3 separate regions of the Homo sapiens genome follow, and regions 1 and 3 are each linked to region 2. The links are chromatin contacts, found by Hi-C or POLR2A ChIA-PET in ENCODE. All regions are on one chromosome and are shown on one strand. Each heading gives the region's core, a stretch centred on a gene start or an enhancer-like site at or near the end of the contact. The rest is flanking DNA. Distances are from core to core; before and after follow the strand shown. Region 1 overlaps ARHGAP18 (Rho GTPase activating protein 18). Region 2 overlaps LOC105377999 (a long non-coding RNA gene). Region 3 overlaps L3MBTL3 (L3MBTL histone methyl-lysine binding protein 3).

What was found. Hi-C counts contacts between places; a loop is a spot of excess contacts on that map. ChIA-PET counts read pairs that join two places held with the same protein, here RNA polymerase II (POLR2A). Pooled maps may share reads with other maps.
Region 1: a map with no recorded cell type shows a loop between it and region 2 (5-fold over the local background). The contact joins two enhancer-like sites. A Hi-C loop is called at or near these places in 6 of 37 single-sample maps with no recorded cell type and 4 of 50 pooled maps. POLR2A ChIA-PET finds 5 or more read pairs at or near these places in 2 of 52 experiments (AG04450 and GM12878).
Region 3: a map with no recorded cell type shows a loop between it and region 2 (3-fold over the local background). The contact joins two enhancer-like sites. A Hi-C loop is called at or near these places in 6 of 37 single-sample maps with no recorded cell type and 3 of 50 pooled maps.

Annotation. Positions count from the first base shown.
Region 1 is chr6:129,682,517-129,686,326 of GRCh38, forward strand. All of the region lies in intron 1 of ARHGAP18 (Rho GTPase activating protein 18), which reads right to left. Among named protein-coding and RNA genes, the nearest start is that of ARHGAP18, 26 kb to the right of the region's middle. RefSeq lists an enhancer at 1,528-1,822. Within about 2 kb of position 1,620, at least 35 of the 41 ENCODE cell types and tissues checked have a DNase peak (open chromatin) inside an H3K27ac peak, as active enhancers do; they include GM12878, where a contact is called at or near this core.
Region 2 is chr6:129,880,828-129,884,661 of GRCh38, forward strand. All of the region lies in intron 3 of LOC105377999 (a long non-coding RNA gene), which reads left to right. Among named protein-coding and RNA genes, the nearest start is that of TMEM244, 21 kb to the left of the region's middle. RefSeq lists enhancers at 1,671-1,900, 1,951-2,000. Within about 2 kb of position 1,849, at least 2 of the 41 ENCODE cell types and tissues checked have a DNase peak (open chromatin) inside an H3K27ac peak, as active enhancers do; they include GM12878, where a contact is called at or near this core.
Region 3 is chr6:130,112,949-130,116,685 of GRCh38, forward strand. All of the region lies in intron 19 of L3MBTL3 (L3MBTL histone methyl-lysine binding protein 3), which reads left to right. Among named protein-coding and RNA genes, the nearest start is that of L3MBTL3, 96 kb to the left of the region's middle. RefSeq lists an enhancer at 1,949-2,078. Within about 2 kb of position 2,208, at least 3 of the 41 ENCODE cell types and tissues checked have a DNase peak (open chromatin) inside an H3K27ac peak, as active enhancers do.

The DNA of each region.
Region 1 (3,810 bases), core at 370-2,869, 200 kb before region 2:
GTGCCATTATCTGTAGATGGTTACTGAAACACAGACTTCTGACATTAGTGTTAGTCGAATTCTAAAGTTTGATCTGGTAAAAATAAACTAAAACCCTAGAGACACAAAGCAACATTCTTATGTCCCAAAGCATCATCACATAATTAGCAAACATTTATTGACTGTCCACAGCCTGCCTGGCATTAACTAGATGTTGAGATTCAGGAATAAAGAAAACAACATGTTTAATGCCTTGATGAGTTTATAGTCTAAGATGGATAGAGTAACTGGACACACAGCTGAGAATAAACAAGGGACTGAACAATAAAACACAATAAGAATTTTTTTGAGAAAACTGCACACATAATGCATTTTAATCAAGGTAAACCATATAATACATTTTAATCAAAAGACATAGCTTGATAATATTACTATATTCTATTGATTGTTCTATTTCTTTCTTTCTCGTTCTGTTTCTCCTTTCTGTTTTTACCACCATGGTTATTCACAGACTTATATACTTCAGGAAAAAAAAAGTGAGAAATGTGTTTTGTTTTTTCTTTTTTTTTTTTTGTTTTTTTTTTTGTTTTTTTTGAGACGGAGTCTCGCTGTGTCACCCAGGCTGGACTGCAGTGGCGTGATCTCGGCTCACTGCAAGCTCCACCTCCCAGGTTCACACCATTCTCCTGCCTCAGCCTCCCGAGTAGCTGGGACTACAGGCACTCGCCACCACGCCCGGCTAACTTTTTGTATTTTTAGTAGAGACCGGGTTTCACCATGTTAGCCAGGATGGTCTCGATATCCTGACCTCGTGATCTGCCCAATTCAGCCTCCCAAAGTGCTGGGATTACAGGCGTGAGCCACCACGCCCGGCCTTGTTTTTTCTTTTAATTTGAGGTGGAAGGAACCAGCACAGGGTTGTTGGTTTTTTTATCTGCCAAGTACGGGCTTTTTTTCCCGTAGAAATGAAAAACTATATCTACTTGCATTAGCTTCATTTCATTAAAACATTGATCACACGTTAATAATTTGTGATCAAATTCATTTACGTATAAACAACCAATATCAGATCCTTTCATATTTTGATTAGCAGTATGAATTACAGAGCGGAATGATAACAAGTCAGAGAAGAAAAAAGCCCTGATGAGTCAAAAATGTAATGGAAAATAGAGGTTGGAGATGGCAAAATCTTTCCTTATTTCACAATTTTCTCTGGGGCCAGCCCAATTTACCTTTCACAACAATGCAATAACAAAGCAGCAAGGTGTATCTCTGCCTTGCACAAAGTGGATATGGTGAATGAGAACACCATCAAGAATCATAAAATGATGTGGGCATACCTGGAAAGTAACGTGGAGGTGTAACCACGGCGGGGGGGAGTTCTGCTAAGAAAGGAAAGGTGAGAAAACACTTGGGAGAAAATGGCTTTTGAAAATGTGAATTGAAAAGAGAAGGAGCTCAAAGCCAAGAAACTGACACTGACAGCGCGAGATGATTGAAGTGCAGATTAGGATTGAGTTGGGGCGTTGAAAAATAAAGTACAGATCTGAAAAATCTTGGAGAGAAAAAAATAACAAAGCTTAGTAAGAGCTCCTTGAGCAGGCCTGGGGAGAGAGATGTCAGTGATGACTCAGATGTCAGGAGTGGCAAGGCAGGCCAGCTGCAGGACTGCCAGTGACAGGAGGAAGTAGGAGAGGAAATGATGCATGCGATAGCTAAGAAACACTATAAATGGCTACATATCTGTGGTTTCTCCAGCAAAAATGCATGTGCAAAACGTTCTGTATTCAGTACCCTAGTTAAAATATAACTGTGGGGAGAGCAACAGATTAACTACACAAACTGTTGCTTTAAGATAGCATGCCTAGGAATGTGCATGGGAAAAAAATACTGAGGCAAAATAAAATTCAATTGTGGTTAGCTCTAGAGTAGTATTATATTAATAATATAAGTGACTTTTGCCTCCTCTTTTGTGCTGCTATTTTTCTAAATTTTCTCTATTGAGAATGTTGTCTTGTAGGGCAAAGTTTTGAAAGTTCCTAAGTGAACATGTTAGAATGCTGTGTGTTAGTTTGTAAATTTCATGGAAACACATACACACCAGAACGCATCCACCAACATTAGGTGTCATGGAGCCTGCGGCACACAGAGGGTCCTCCAAAACAGCATTAATATATCCGTAGAAGTCCATGGGAATCATCGTAGTTGGCCATCTGGTGACTTTCACGTGTTTAGCATATAATCAGAAGTACACAGATTGACCATACTTTACCCAAATCATGAAAGCCAAGAAATTTGTCTAATAAATAAATTACTTAACCCGAAGCCTAATACTACCCCAAGGAATTTTTCAGTAAGATCTGTGAAATGCCCTCTAGAATCAGAGAAGATATCAGCACTAAGATATTTGAGTATTAAATACAGTGTTTCATGATCCTAGAAAAGTGGAATGGGTACTTCCAAAGTAAACTGGGCAAATCCAATATGCAAGGTCACTGAAATAGAGAAACGTCATTACTGCTTTCTCAGACTCCGGCGGTGGACACTGGACACAGCGTAGTAATTAACAGGACAGCCTCTGGAACCAGGCTGCCAGGGTTTCAAAGCAGCTCCACCACATTCCTAGCATGTCACCTTGAGCAAGTTTTCTTCACTTTTGGGCCTCGGTTTCCCCAACTATAAAATAGAGACCATAACTATACCTACTCTCATAGAATCATGAAATATAGGGCTGGGCACAGTGGCTCACATGTGTAATCCCAGTACTTTGGGAGACCGAGGTGGGCGGATCAATTGAGGTCAAGAGTTCAAGACCAGCCTGGCCAACATGGTAAAAACTCATCTCTACTAAAAATGCAAAAATTAGCCAGGCATGGTGGCAGGCACCTGTAATCCCAGCTACTTGGGAGGCTGAGCTAGGAGAATCACTTAAACCTGGGAGCCAGGGGTTGCAGTGAGCTGAGATCACACCACTGCACTCCACCCTGGGCCAACAGAGCAAGACTCCGTCTAAAAAAAAAAAATTGTGAAATATAAATGAGTCAATATTCAAATATAGGATATTATAAAGCACACAATACCAGGCAAATTGAAGGTACTGTATAAAGGTTATTGTTACATATTTTTCATTAAAAAGAGATGTCAAAAAAGCCCAGCCTTCTCAAAAATTCTATTCAGACTTAAATGCAACCATTAAATGTGCTGATCACGGTGATCACTTGATAGTTTTTTCCATATTCAAAAATACAAGGCAGCTTTTTTTTTTCCTCTCCCACTTCCTCTTATTTTCCCCTCTGATCTACACACAAAAATGAATTTAGTTAATACTTGAGTTCCCAGAAGTGAGAAGTCCAGATGGTTTTCTCCCTACTCAAGCCCTCCTCTAGGAAACGAAGAAGTCTTTTTGCAACAACCCTGCCTGTATGTTGGCAACAACTTTCAAAATCAAAAGCAAGTTGACCCCACTGTAAAAGAAAAATGCTTCTTCAGCCCTTACATTGCCGGGGGCGGGCGGAGGGGCAGAAAAATCAGAAAAGAAAAGGAAAAGTCTGTGCTAAAGGAAAATTAAATAAATTTGGGTTTTTGCAAAAGACCCTAACACCGAGCTCTCCCGTGATGCAGCACAGCTTCTCGGAACCCAACTCTTACTATTTCCTCGGATCCCCTCTCTGGATAAAGGTTCTTTTCCCAGCAGGGCCGTTCATTTGCATGGTAAGTACCAACATAGTGTAAAATATGAACTCCCACGCTCCCAAACCCTCCTACCATGGCTGCCCTGTGTTCCTCAGCCACTTTCTCCTTTGCACTGTCCCCTACAGGCTGGGCTGCTCA
Region 2 (3,834 bases), core at 599-3,098:
ATGTAATTGTGTGGTTTTGAGTGAGTTTCTTAATCCTGAGTTCTGATTTGATTGCAGTGTAGTCTGAGAGACTGTTTGTTATGATTTCAGTTCTTTTGCATTTGCTGAGGAGTGGTTTACTTCCAAATATGTGATTGTTTTTAGAATAAGTGCCACGTGGCACTGAGAAGAATGTATATTCTGTTGATTTGGGGTGAAGAGTTCTGTAGATGTCTATTAGGTCCACTTGATCCAGAGCTGAGTTCAAGTCCTGAATATCCTTGTTAATTTACTGTCTTGTTGATCTGTCTGATATTGACAGTGGGGTGTTAAAGTCTACCACTGTTATTGTGTGGGAGTCTAAGTCTCTTTGTAGGTCTCTAAGAGCTTGTTTTATGAATCAGGGTGCTCCTGTATCAGGTGCATATATATTTAGGATAGTTAGCTCTTCTAGTTGAATTGATCCTTTCACCATTATGTAATGCCCTTTTTTGTCTTTTTTGATCTTTGTTGGTTTAAAGTCTGTTTTGTCAGAAAGTAGGATTGCAACCCCTGCTTTTTTTTTTTTTTTTTTTTTTTTTTTTTTGCTTTCCATTTGCTTGGTAAGTTTTCCTCCATGCCTTTATTTTGAGCCTATGTGTGTCTTTCTACATGAAATGGGTCTCCTGAATACAGCCCACTGATGGGTCTTGACTCTTTATCCAGCTTGCTTGTCATCATGATGCTATCTGGTTATTTTGCACATTAGTTGATGCAGTTTCTTTATGGTGTCATTGGACTTTATATTTTGGGTTGTTTTGCAGTGACAGGTACCAGTTTTTCCTTTCCAGTTTGCTCTTGCAAGGCAGGCCTGACGGTGAGAAAATCCCTCAGCATTTGCTTTCCTGGAAAGGATTTTATTTCTCCTTCACTTATGAAGCTTAGTTTTGACTGGATATGGAATTCTGGGTTGAAAATTCTTTTCTTTAAGAATGTTGAATATTGGCCCTCAATCTCTTCTGGTTTGTAGAGTTTCTGCTGCAAAGTCCGCTGTTAGTCTGATGGGCTTCCCTTTGTAGGTGACCTGGCCTTTCTCTCTGGCAGCCTTTAACATTTTTTCCCTTCATTTTGACCTTGGAGAATCTGATGATTATGTGTCTTGTGGTTAATCTTCTCTGGGAGTATCTTAGAGGTGTTCTCTGTATTTCCTGAATTTGCACATTGGCCTGTTTGCTAGGTTGGGGAATTTCTCCTGGATAATGTCCTGAAGTGTGTTTTCCAGCCTTTTTCCATTCTCCCAGTGTCCTTCAGGTACTCCAGTCAATTGTAGGTTCAGTCTTTTTACATAGTCCCATATTTCTCGGAGGCTTTGTTCATTCCTTTTCATTATTTTTTCTCTAATCTTGTCTGCATGCCTTATTTCAGCAAGATGGTCTTCAAACTTTGATATCTTTTCTTCCACTTGGTCGATTTGGCTATTGATACTTGTGTATGCTTCATGAAGTTCTCATGCTGTGTTTTTCAGCTCCATCAGGTCATTCATATTCCTCTCTAAACTGGTTATTCTAGTTAGCAGCTACTCTAATGTTTTATCAAGGTTCTTAACTTCTTTGCATTGGGTTAGAATATGCTCCTTTTGCTCAGTGGAGTTTTTTATTACCCATCTTCTGAAGTCTACTTCTGTCAATTCGTCCATCTCATCCTCTGGCCAGTTCTGCACCGTTGCTGGAGAGTCATCGTGATCATTTGTAGGAGAAGAGGCACTCTGACCTTTTGGGTTTTCAGTGTTTTTTTGTTGATTCTTTCTAATCTTCTTGATTTTGTCTAGTTTCAATCTTTGAAGCTGCTGATCTTTGGATGGGGTTTTTGTGGGGACTTTTTGTTGTTGATGTTGCCGTTGTTGTTGCTTTCTGTTTGTTTTTCCTTCAACGTTCAGTTCCTCTTCTGTAGGGCTGCTGCGGTTTGCTGGGGGTTCACTTCAGGCCCTATTCATCTGGTTCACTCTGGTGCCTGGATATGTCACTCAAGGAGGCTGGAGAGCGGCAAAGATGGGTGCCTGCTTTTTCTTCTGGGATCTCTGACCTCGAGGGGCACCAACAGCCTCCCTTGGCTGGGGTGTGGGGGCTCCCCTGCCCCACTGTGGCTCTCAGGCGGGCCACCTAACCACACTACTCTTCCTTCCCCTCCGTGGATCACTGGAGAGATTTATTGACTTTCTGAAGGTTATATAAGCAACTCAAGGCATGACCTAAGAATAAAATGCAAGCTAATAATTACCAAACCAATTTTTCATCCTCAAAAAGTAATTCAGTTTAATTTCTAGGTTAATTTAAAATTAATAAAAGATGTCAGATGAATAGCTCAGAAAGCTCCTACCTTCTTAATCTACAATCCAAACAATAACATGCTTTAAATAACATCATTTACAAATGAGCTAAAACTGTGTCATCTTCATGGCCATAACTCAGGACACTGGCTGAATTATATATGTCTAAGAAATTCAGTCAGATCAATTTATTGAGGCTTCTTAAAATGCCATGATGAATAGAAAACTTTGAGTGGGAGTTGGGAGGGGGCACCTAGACAGGCTATGTAAATCGAAATGATTAAATCGCTTTGGTCATGTTTCATTATTCTGTGGTCATTTTGCCACAGACTCTATTTCTAAATTTGCTTTCTGGTTTTCTTAACATATTATATAACTGGGAGGCAGCAGTTTGGAGGGGCACATTGGACAGGGAAACCAGGATTCATTCTTGGCTTTCCTACTAACTGAATGACTTGGGATCATTTCTTTAAACTTTCTGATCTGCAGTTACTTCATTTGTCATATAATGACTTATCTTGATGATAAGCAAATCCTACTATTAAAATATAGATATGACCCAGTTGAGTTGATGTGGTGGTTAAGATATTTGACTCTGGAGCCTGATTATAGATTCAAATCCCAGCTACTTACCACTTAATAATCACATAACTTTGGGAGATTTGCTTAACTTATCTGTATGTATCAGTCCCTTCATCTTCAAAACATGAATAATTATAGCAACTACCTCTGAGAGTTCATATGAGAACTCAGTAATACAGTTTTTGCCTGACATATGGTAGGTACCCACTAAATCTTAGCTGCCAATAGTATAACACTCCTTATAAGTGCAATAGAAATGTATTACATGAGATCCTTCAATTCATCTAATCTAGGAAACCTTGGGATTAATGTTTTTATTGAATCTATTTGAGCACTATTTAGCTCAGTATCTTCACTGGCAGCAATGACTTATTCTCATGATGAAATTTGCTTCATTTTCTAAATAAGTTTTTTATACTTAGAAAGGCCTTCATTTTATCTTTATCTTCCTGTTTCAAACCTGCTTTCAGAAAAACACTGAAAGAGTTGCTAATATTGTTATGATTATATTCGATTGGCTTTCAACATATGCTTCAAGTTTTATGAGATCCTAAAATTTGTACATTAGCTTTTTAAAAAATTATTTTGAATCACATCAGTCATTCTGTTAAATAAAAATTTTGACTATACGACCAAAGACAGTGTTGAAATTTGGCATTGTGTGGCTCTCTCTTGGTCTGCCAAGGGAGGTTAATTATCAGAAAAGCAGAAAATCCTCAGTGCAACATGATTCACCCTAAGGAGGTCCTTCAGCTGTTTCCAGAGGGCAACTGGAATACTAAGCAAGCCTTTAGTATAAAAAGAATTTTTATTAATGTAAAAAAATTTTTTTATTAGTATCCAAAATTTAATATCACATCTTAAATTACTTCAGTTCCCATATGACAAAGGTAAAATTAAATAAGATTTCAACATAAATGCAGATATGGCACCGCACAGGTTATAATAATTTGACAATGAAATAGTCT
Region 3 (3,737 bases), core at 958-3,457, 230 kb after region 2:
CACTGTGGACAGTGGCAGCTCATCTCTGCCCTCACGCTGCTCCTAGAGGCAAGATGTTGAGGCATGGGCTCTACCAGTGAGTGGAGTAGCTTTTCCTGGGGACTGATAACTTAAATCTCTGCATATCTACAGCTGAGTGAAACAATATATGTGTTTCTCTGTATGTCTTAATAAAACTGTGGGTCTCAAACTTTGATTTGCACCAGAATCATTTGAGATGCTTGTTAAAAATGTGGCTTTTGAGGCACTGCTCCCGGAGGTACTCATTCAGGAAATGGAATTCTTGTGTTCATAAAAATGAAGGCACAGGAATCTTCATTTTTTAACCAGCCCTCCCAGGTGACAGATGCAAGTAGTCTATAAATCAGGCTTTGGGAATCACTACTGAATGAAAACACCCTTTTCAGGGGTAATACTTCACAATGTGTTATTAGTTGGGAAACATCGGGCATCCATCCCACATAGCCTTGTTCTCATGAAATCTATTCTATAGCTGCTTATAATTGTGTTCTAAATTAGGTACTATCTCTATTAAAAATCACTTAATGTTTTGAGCTCCCATGTTGTTTAAGCCTGCTAAACATCAGCCACAGAAACACAATAAAGCAGCTTTAAAATGCCTGCCAAATGCTTAGATTACCTTGCAAGGCAAATGCCCACTGCTTAACTGGTCTAATGGCAGAAATCAGTCTGTTCAGTTCATTATAGGCCATTAAAATGGCTTCTCAAGTTGTAAGACCAGTGTTTCCACTATGAGAACTACATAGAGCGGTTGCAAGAATTGCAGACATCAATCTGGTTTATATTTTTAGCACGAATCCAATTTTGCTAGTCACACCGAAAGCCGAGTCTGTACCCTGTTAAACAGATAGGAAAGCAAGCTAACATAAAGTATGAAGCTAAAAGCATATATAAATCTATTTGCTTTGCAAAACTATCACATCAAATAGAATAAAATCAATTTAGAGCCAACCATTCTAAAAGATTACAAAAGTTAATTAGTAAACCTTGGGAAGTTGGTTTTTTGCCCCATGAGGTCTTCTGGGCCGAGAGCTTCATGTTGAATATCGGCGAAAGTAATTTCAATGACTAGGCATTCTCTGGCTATTGTAAAACCTCTTCTCCCTTTTTGTTGATGGGCTTCCAGGTATGAATTAGGAGCTCTGGAAGTGTTTTCCTATTCTAGCTCTTGAGAACTTGAGTTAAATCTGTGTAGTTGTTTATGTACCCCAAAGAGTAGCTTAGTGTTTAGTTAAAACACTCACAGTTCTGATGCCAACCACTGTGACACCAAGGCAGCCATTCAAAGTGCAGGGATAAGATGACTGTGTTATTGCTATATGCCTGTGAAGTTGTTGGAACAATATTGTAACAGGATCTTACTCTATCTCCTTGAATATCACCAATTTCTGACTCAGGAAACCCTTTTCTGTAGAGTAGAAAAGCGGTGACATCTGTTCTCTTTTCCACAACAACAACAACAAAGTAATAGAGTCTCACTCTTAAGAGACATCATCTTTATTTCCCAAACCTCACCTTATTCGTTAAGGCTTTTCATTTAATAAGAGGATTAATTGCTGAGTTTTTCTGGAGGGTTTTTCCTTGTTATCTTGGTAATACCCACCTCATTTATTCATTATATTCCTTTTATTGTATTCTTTCACTAGCGTATGGTCCTTATGCTAAATTATAATTAAATAGGCCTGTTAACCAAAATGTTTTTATTCATTAGATACACAGTAAACCATGTTTACCTCTCCTGGGTGATGTTTATGAAAACATAATTCAGTAAAACCGTTGCTGTTGTATCATCTCAAAAGGAATTTAATTTTAAAAACTCTTTATTTGAATGTTACTCATAGTTGCAGAAGTTTTAGTCCCAAGTCCCACTGGTTTTATTTGCCATCTTTTTCTGAATCCCTTCGAAGGTGGTGATCTCCTTGACCTGAAGCTCCTCAAGTACAGTCGCTCTTCATTTGTACGAGGCATTTTGGAGGCAGTTCAAGTATTCTTTTAAACTTTCTTTAGAGAATGTGGAGATTCTCATTCCCTTATGTTTTTACCTGCGAGTAAGTCACAGCTCAGAAACTTAAAAAAAAAAAAAATGCTGGGAGCATGCAAAGAGACATTCTTTTGATGGCCAAAACAGAAAAACTACATTTTTTAGAGCTCTCTGGTAGTCATCTTCCCCGCTTGTTACTGGGGAAGTACAAGTCTCTTTCAGTTCTGCAAAGGCCCCATGAGACTAGAATAAGCTATTTTGAAAAGAGAAGGGTGGCGTTATTTTAAACCAAGCCAAACTAAGGAGTGAACTTTCACACTTGAGCTGCCGCAAGGTAGCCATGTCTCTGATGCTGGGCCAGCAATAACTGTCAATCCGAGCTTCCTAACCTGGTTGGCAAATATTTCAATCTACATGGCAATCTGCATCTGCCTCCTTTCCTGCTGGACTTAAAGAGGTGGCGGAAATCGATAAATCCCTAAATTGGGGCAAAATAATTTGTTTTTCAATATTTTTTAACAGACTGGAACTAATTGAAACGTAATTGGTTAGAAATTGTTTTTATATGACAAACAGACTTGAAGAAATACAGCTGCACATATTCAACTGCCATCCTATGCATTTACCATTCTAATGTCTGTTTTACTAATATTTATCACAAAGCATAATTAGATTAAGACAGTAAGACCTCTAAAAAGTGACACATAATTACAGAGAAAAAGAAAATACTGAGTCATAAAGAATACATTTTTCCATTCAAGTGGATTCCACTGTCTTTATTAAAAACCAAAAGTATTCTTGAGTAAGATTTCACTATGATTGTATTTCCATTCAATACAACTGAAATGTATTGAATTGAATTGAATTGTATTGAATTGCAACTAAAGAAATATTGCAGTAAATGGCTTCTTGAAAATTCTGAAATTCCAAGAGAAATTGCTGTTTTCCATGCACTTTTTTTTAGGTGCTTTTACCTATGTGGGTGCATTTAATCTTCATGATACCTTATGTGGTGTAGTTGCTATCATCACACCTTCATTCTACAAACATGGAACCTCCTTTGGTTAGAGGCCACATAGCTAGTCCGTAGCAGACCTGGGTTATAACCCAGACAGTCTGACTGTAGTCTGTGCTTGGAACCATTACTCTAAAAGCTATTTTAATAGTTGAAGAAAGGTTAGTTAAAGACAACAGGTGTCAGTAGATAATTTTATCCTACAATATAAGTAATTTATAACTAGGAATAGCTGCTGTGCATCATGCTCCTACTTAAGTGCCTGGCTCTGTGCTAAGTGCTTTCTATACATTATTTTATTTCATTCTTAACATGCCCCTCTGACGTAAAGGATTTATTATCCTTGTTTTACCAATGATGTAACTGAGAATTAGACAAATTAAGTAATTTGCTGATGGTCGTGTAAACCTAGTGAGTAGCAGAACTGAAATTTAAACCAGATCTCTTCACTTCCTAAGATCATATGTGTAACCACTATTGCTGGGCTGCTTCCTCCATGTTAAGATTCATGCACCCAGCTGCAGTGTGGGTAATCTCAATGCTTTGAGAGGGTGAGGCAGGAGGATTGCTTGAAGCCAGAAATTCAGACCAGCCCTGAGCAACATAGTGACACGCTGTTTCTACAAAAAAATTAAAAATTAGCCAGGCATGGTAGCGCATGCCTGTAGTTTCAGCTACTTGGGAGGCTGAGGCTGGAGAAGCACTTGAGCATGAGTTTGA